2 separate regions of the Mus musculus genome follow, and region 1 is linked to region 2. The links are chromatin contacts, found by Hi-C or POLR2A ChIA-PET in ENCODE. All regions are on one chromosome and are shown on one strand. The core of a region is the stretch at or near the end of the contact, and the rest is flanking DNA. Distances in the headings are between cores, read along the strand shown. Region 1 overlaps Synpo2 (synaptopodin 2). Region 2 holds the start of Synpo2 (synaptopodin 2).

What was found. Hi-C counts contacts between places; a loop is a spot of excess contacts on that map. ChIA-PET counts read pairs that join two places held with the same protein, here RNA polymerase II (POLR2A).
Region 1: a loop to region 2 is called in a map of heart, with 2.7 times the contacts of the local background. The contact joins the enhancer-like site here to the promoter of Synpo2 in region 2. A Hi-C loop is called at or near these places in 2 of 37 maps with a recorded cell type or tissue (both heart). POLR2A ChIA-PET finds 5 or more read pairs at or near these places in 1 of 5 experiments (Patski).

Annotation. Positions count from the first base shown.
Region 1 is chr3:123,188,706-123,191,970 of GRCm38, forward strand. All of the region lies in intron 1 of Synpo2 (synaptopodin 2), which reads right to left. Among named protein-coding and RNA genes, the nearest start is that of Synpo2, 46 kb to the right of the region's middle. Within about 2 kb of position 1,871, at least 1 of the 3 ENCODE cell types and tissues checked has a DNase peak (open chromatin) inside an H3K27ac peak, as active enhancers do; it is heart, where a contact is called at or near this core.
Region 2 is chr3:123,234,803-123,238,103 of GRCm38, forward strand. Synpo2 (synaptopodin 2) reads right to left here and starts at 1,347. Exons shown (of 5, transcript NM_080451.2): 1 at 1,101-1,347. The coding sequence starts at 1,205.

The DNA of each region.
Region 1 (3,265 bases), core at 621-3,120, 46 kb before region 2:
GTTAGATCAGTCACAGGGGCTTTTAGCTGGGGATTCAAAAGTCTCACCCTCGGGTTTGCAGTGTTAGCGCATTTGAACAGCGGCAATTTCCATTCGCTGATCTGCGTAGTTCACTGACCTTGGGTTCGGATTGGCAGATGTAAAGCTAGGCTAAGTATTCACCACAGGATGACATTCAAGTCAGGAGCAGACTACAGACACAGCAGTGGTCCCATGGGATTCAACCATAGCGGGCTTACAGTTGCCTTGGTTTGGGTACGCCGGTTAAGCATCACTATGGTGTTCAAACAACAAAATTACCACACACTTCCTGGAATATTTTCCATCATTTTGCAACATGTGACCATATTTGGCGCATTCCATTTCTCTACAACAGTAATTGGGTCAAGGGTGGGAAAATGATTTAGACCATTTCTGATTTCTAGAGAACTTGAGACAAATATACTCTCCTCTTACCAGCTAAAGACAGGGAAACACTTGAGTTTCTACAATGACTGATACTTATCTCAGGACATAAGAAGAAACAGTGCTTAGATTGGTGTTACAAGCAAGGAAACTAAGAAATGGAACCGAAAAAAAAGAGACTGGACATGAACACATCACTGATACAAAAAATAAGATCCCCTACACGAGACTGAAATAGGACGACAGTTGGCATGCCAACACGGATTGGGTAAATCTTACAAAATTCCACCTTTAGTTGGAGAGCTACAGGAAATTAACAGCTGCTGTGAGAGGGAAATTAGTCTTCCATAGGGATTAGCCCCTAACTGATTATTCAATACACAGTGGTCTGCCCTAAAAAATATACATATGACCAACATTAAATGGACTCAGAAAGTTGTACTTGTATGTGTACACACACACAGACACATACACACACACACACACACACACACTCGTGCACATCAATAGCAACTAAAAAAAAACACAGAAAAATAAAACATTTATATCAGAAAAAATGTACTTACTGTAACATTGTAAGGCTCTAATATGATGGGTATATAAGGTAAGAAGGTCAGCTACAAGCCAGTTTCTGAAACTCCTTTTTATCTATCTGTATTTGTTTAGGATTTACCATAATAGTTATATATGAATGTAAATATGTAACACAGACATTGCCTCACAGTATCTTGAGATAATTAGGTGTAAGACCCTAGTGTGTAAGTGTATTCTAATAAATAGTTTAATCTCCATCAGCAGACACTTAATTTAAAAGAAACAAAGAAAAGAGGGTTAAAATGCATATTTTATATCTGTGTGGGTCTGGCTTGCTATGAAGTGTCTCATTTTTTTTCTCAAGAAACGGTGTAAGCAGCATCTGCCACTGGAGCTGGTGTGGGGTTTCAAGGATTAAAGTAGCAGCCTAATAAGGTCTTGGCCATCTGTTTGTTTCTTGCTTGAAGGGTTTCTTGTTTTGTTTTGATTTGGTTTAGTTTAGTGGGGCCTATTTAAAATGTACTTCTTCCCACACAAAATTTAATGCATGTTGGCAAGCTTTCTCAAAGATCAATGCTTTTGACTTTAGTGGAAGGCCTCTTATTTCCTAAGTGTGATCACAGATAATGGTTCCTAATATTTTTTTAAGTTTGCCTCTGACTAATTAGTGCACAAATCCCTTCAGGAGATAAGTAGTCCTGTCCAAACAAACCCCTGGCCGTAAAATACCAACACTTCTCAAAGGTTAGCACATCAGCCATTACTGTCCAATTTATCGTACCTACTTGCCTTCTTAGGGAATGGCAGCCAACCAGGCAAGAACATCCAGGCTTGTTTGCAAGCGCACTCCAGGTTGCCTAGCCAACCTGCTGTCATGGGAGCACACCGGCCTCTACAGATCCTGGACGCTTGGCAAGACAAGCCTCCTCCTCTTCTTCCCTGGATAAGCTCAAGGTTACCATAGCACATTAGAAGGGTGGAGATAGTGGACCTTCATATTTCTAGGTCAGTGCAGTTGGAAGAACACCTAAAAGCCCCCACCCCAAGTCAATAGCAAAGCTAAAGCTAAAAAGAATTCGATCTATATAGTAAGTCGTCATCATCACGTTCATCTGTCGGACATGAACACCTTCCTTTCCCAAATATATGCACGGTTGAACCTTTTCAATACAGATAAAACCATATCCTTAGAAAACATAAGCTCTAGAGCATCACTAAAAGTAGCCCTAATACACTGTGTCCATCACTCTGAATAGCTTGGTGTTGAGCAAGCTCTATTAAGGAACACACAAGGGTAGCAGGAACTTCATCTTGTTTCTCTGCCCAACACTTTCTGACATCCAGAGGAGGTGGTGCATGCTGTACCAACAACAGTATGCTATCAATCAGACTGAGGGGATTAATTTCCTGAGAAAAGGAAAGTTCCAGAAAGAGACTAGAGGGAAGACAGTCTTGGCTCCCCCCTGGTGCCCCTCAGAAATCCAAATAAGACAAATCAGGAGCTAAAGGGGTAACCTGATGATGTTTCAGGGTTGAGATTGTAAAGTAAGCTCCACAGTGGGCAGAGGCATGGTGGCTGCCTGCGGATAAATGTTCCGGACGAGCGGAGCTGTCCATGTACTGTAAGGTATTGGCAGTCTCCTGCCTCTGCTAAGGCAAAGACTCCTGGACTGTGTAAATCATAATTTATAGCTTTTATATTTTATGACAGCCTCTCAGGGAGCCTGTGTTTTATTGTATCATTTGATGATGCACCTCTTTTAAACTTTGCTTTAACTGCTAGAAAATCTGAAGAGCCAACTACTCATAGCTTAGCTCCCACATGCTTCTCTCCTTTGCTCACTGCAAGCTCTCTGTGTTCTGTGACTGCAGCAGTTTTTTTTTTCGGTAAACCCAGACACTGACCAAACATGAAAGGTCATTTCTTCCTGTTGTGGTTGGCATAGGAATGGCCCTCTCAGGTTTGTAGATTTGAATGCTTGGTCATTAGGGAGTGGTCCTATTAGGAGGTATGTCCTTGTTGAGGTAGATATGACTTTGTTGGAGGAAGTGTATCACCCACTCACAATGCTCACACCACCCACCTTACCTCCAACTGTCCCTCCCCTTCTTATCACCATATCCCAGGTCCCAACTCTGGTAGAGGTCCCCTGCCAGACCACAAGCCATAGTGGCCTCTAGAAGGCCAGATAGGCCACCCACCAGCAGACATCCCTCAATCTCTGGGTGCCTGCACATCCTATCCCCAGTCTCCCTCTCCCCTCTTTGTTGCTGTGTTCCAGCCCTTCAACTCCATAAACATCCCCTGCTCAACCAGAGACCACAA
Region 2 (3,301 bases), core at 97-2,596:
AGCTACAAAGGCGGTGACCCATGGGCTTCATAGAGGCCTAGATTCATTTTAGCTATAGCTATGCAACAAGAAAGTAACCTTTGATGCCTTCCAATACTGGCACAGAATTCTACAGTTCCATGTTAACATTTGATGAAAAGTTTTTTACTTTCTTGCTTTCTAACTTCATTTTAGCTGAATGCCAGTTCGAATCTAAATGAGATTATGGGTATTATGCTAAACTGAAAATCAATCTAATGTGACAAAGATAAACAACGTATTAAATAGCTATTAGGTGCACCAGAAAGCTGTAATTAATGCATTGTAAAGAATCTGTGAATACACTGACGAGACTCAGCAGGCTGTACTTATATAGTTTATGCATATATATATACATATATATGTACCCATACATACATACATAAATACATACTTACATATTTAAACATTAAAGAAGAATCCAGAAATTGGGGAAGGAGGGTACATAGGCAGAGTTGGAGGAAGGAAAAAGAGTGGAGGGAAATAATGTAATTATATTTTAATAAAATAAATTTTTTAAAAAATAATAAAGTATCTATGACTATCTTGAGCTCTTAGCCACATGAGTATAGTCAATGGAATATACAGTTCTTTAAATCCTTAAAAGGCTAGTCTCTTAAACAGATCTCATGACAGTTCTTTATACCTTAAAGATTATTGCCCCAAACTGGTCCTTTTACGCCTGTTGCACAATAAATGTCACTACCAATTATTTGTTAGAGCCCACCAAATGTCCATGCCCAGTGGTTACGGGGAGCTGAGGCCTGTCTCCTCTGTGGAGAGTCCAGCAACACATGAAGGAGAGAATGCTATGGAAGCAGCTTAAGGTTGCTGGCTGTCAGATGATAATTAACCAGCCTGTATTTCACATGATAGGATTAGCATTCCCTCCGTTGATTGATAGCTAATTATATGACATATGGTATACATTTTCCCACAAAAATTTTTTTTTAAAGCCACATTCTCGATAAGTTTACCAACAGCGCAGAAGACAAGCAAATGACCTGAAAGACCATCAACAGGTTGTTTTCATCCCCCTCCCCACCTTCCCCGCATCCAACAGCCTCTCTCGGTCCTCCTACCTTTGCAACTTGCAAAGGCTGCTGCTCCTCCTTGCCTCCTTGCAGTCTGAACCCCCAGGGCGCCCCTCCAGTCATGGAAATGCAGATGAAATCTCCGGTGCCCATCTTCTCCTTTCAGTTGGGCAGCATCAAGAGCTTGAGAAAGCCAGGGGAAGCCGCGGTGCAGGAGAGGACGCGTCTTAAGCTGGGCTGGTGGTGCAGAGGGTGCAGGACGCAAGGCTGCCCCGCTGCCGGCTGCGGGGAAAGTGCGCGGAGGCCGAGCCTCCCCACCGCCCTCCCAGCACCTGTACCGCCCTCTCTTGCGTCACGCTCTTTGCTCGGCCCACTTTTCAGCTAAAAGGACAGAGCCTCGCACTAAAAGAAAAATCCCTGTTTGGGACAGAATGGGGCCAATGGAGAGCGGGGAGGACAACATTGCTCTTGCTTTAGCAGATTCCGTGCCAGCACCTGAATAGAACCGAGATTTAATTATTCTATAAATAGTAGCCGGGCTGTGGGAGTTTTAACCTCCACAAGTAAGCAGCTAAAACGTAAGCTCTCTCATTACTAGAGAGTTAGACTTTCTCAAAGAAACACTTCTATGTTTGCCACATTGATGAATGAGAAAGAAAAGATAAAACAAGTTTCGTTGCTGTTCTACCTGCTGCCCGAAGAAAGCAACCCTTTAAGGGGTGGGGGGAATAAAACAAGAGCATTTTTGAAAATGTTTTCTGAAATTGTGCTTTTCTGAACTAACATATGTTTAGAGGAGGAGAAGGAGGGCCTTCCACAGTAAACTATCTCCTAATAACTTTCTATCGCAAGGTTTAAGATGTTTTCGATTTTGCTGGTATTGTCTGAGAATGCATGCATACCATGTGTTTAGATCCAATCCATGTCCTGGCCCCTTTCCACCCCATCCTTCCCCTCTTCCCACTGCTACAACTCCCTTCCAGTTTCATGTGCTCATTTGTTAGACGACGGAGTCCTCTTGGTGTCACCAATCTATGTGGGTGAAGGATAATCTAGTGGTAGCCTCAGTGTCACAGCCCCTGAGGAAAACTGGCTCTCCCTCTCCTAACCGCCTTCAGCTGCCCAAGCTCCAGCCCCTCTTCCCCCCATACAAAGATAATCAACGTGATGCCTAAACATTTGTGCAGTCACCGTGACATGTGCTACAAGATTTCTGTCAGAGGATTCCTCGTTACCTACTGACCCACTAAGGCCTGGTGGGCCTGGAATATTTATGCCTTCCCAAGGCACATTATCGAAATGCCATCTGAGCAGGTGCTGACAGAGCTCTGGCGTTCCAGTGGGAGGGGCGGGGCAGCAGAACCAGCAGTGAGAGAGGATGTCCTCAGCCCTCCCTCTGAGGCATTTTCCACTCTGTTTACTAAAAAAAACCTCTCTGTTCTGAGGCTGAAGGTGGTATGTGGAGGCACTGCTGCTCCTGGCTGTCTACATTCCCTCAGGAGGATCACAGAACAGGGGACATGCACACCAGCGACAACTGTTGGTGCGCAGAGCTCAGAGTTGCTGCCTTTCTCAGTCTTGGAGCACTTGGGCATGCCTCACTGCTGGGGCTGCTAACACCAGGCAAAGATCACAGACTGCTGGACTTTTGCAGCAAACACATTTCACAGTGCTAGAGGGGTTACAGCTCAAATGTCTTGTGTTTGAACACTTGGTCTGGTGGCACCACTTTTGGAGACTGTGGAATCATTGTGACTGTGTCTAACCTAGCACAGGTGGGTCACCAAGGGTGGGCCTTAAAGGGCCATGTCCACTTCTGGCTCTGGCCAAAACTTTCTGCTTCATATCTGCTTCAGCATCTGAGGGGCATGGGCCATGCTTTCCTGCTGCTATGATAGACTGTATCCCTAAACCTGTAACCAGAATAAGCCTTTCCTCCTTTAGGTTGCTTCTGTCAAATACTTTGTCACAGCAAGGCAAAAGTGGGAAGGTTCTGAGATCAGGGTCCCTCTAGAGATGGGTGGTTCACAGTGTGGCTTGTAGTTGGCTCTCCACGATGTTTTCACAGTATCGGTTAGAACTTTTCTTATTGATATGACCAAATACTTGATAATAGTTAATTTAAGGAAGAACTGATTCCCTCTGTATTACAGTTAAAGAAGGGGTATGACTCCCACACTGGGGAAATCAGGGCAATAGGCTCATGAGGCAGTGGTCCTATTGTGGTCCCACTAAAGGAGCAGAAAGGA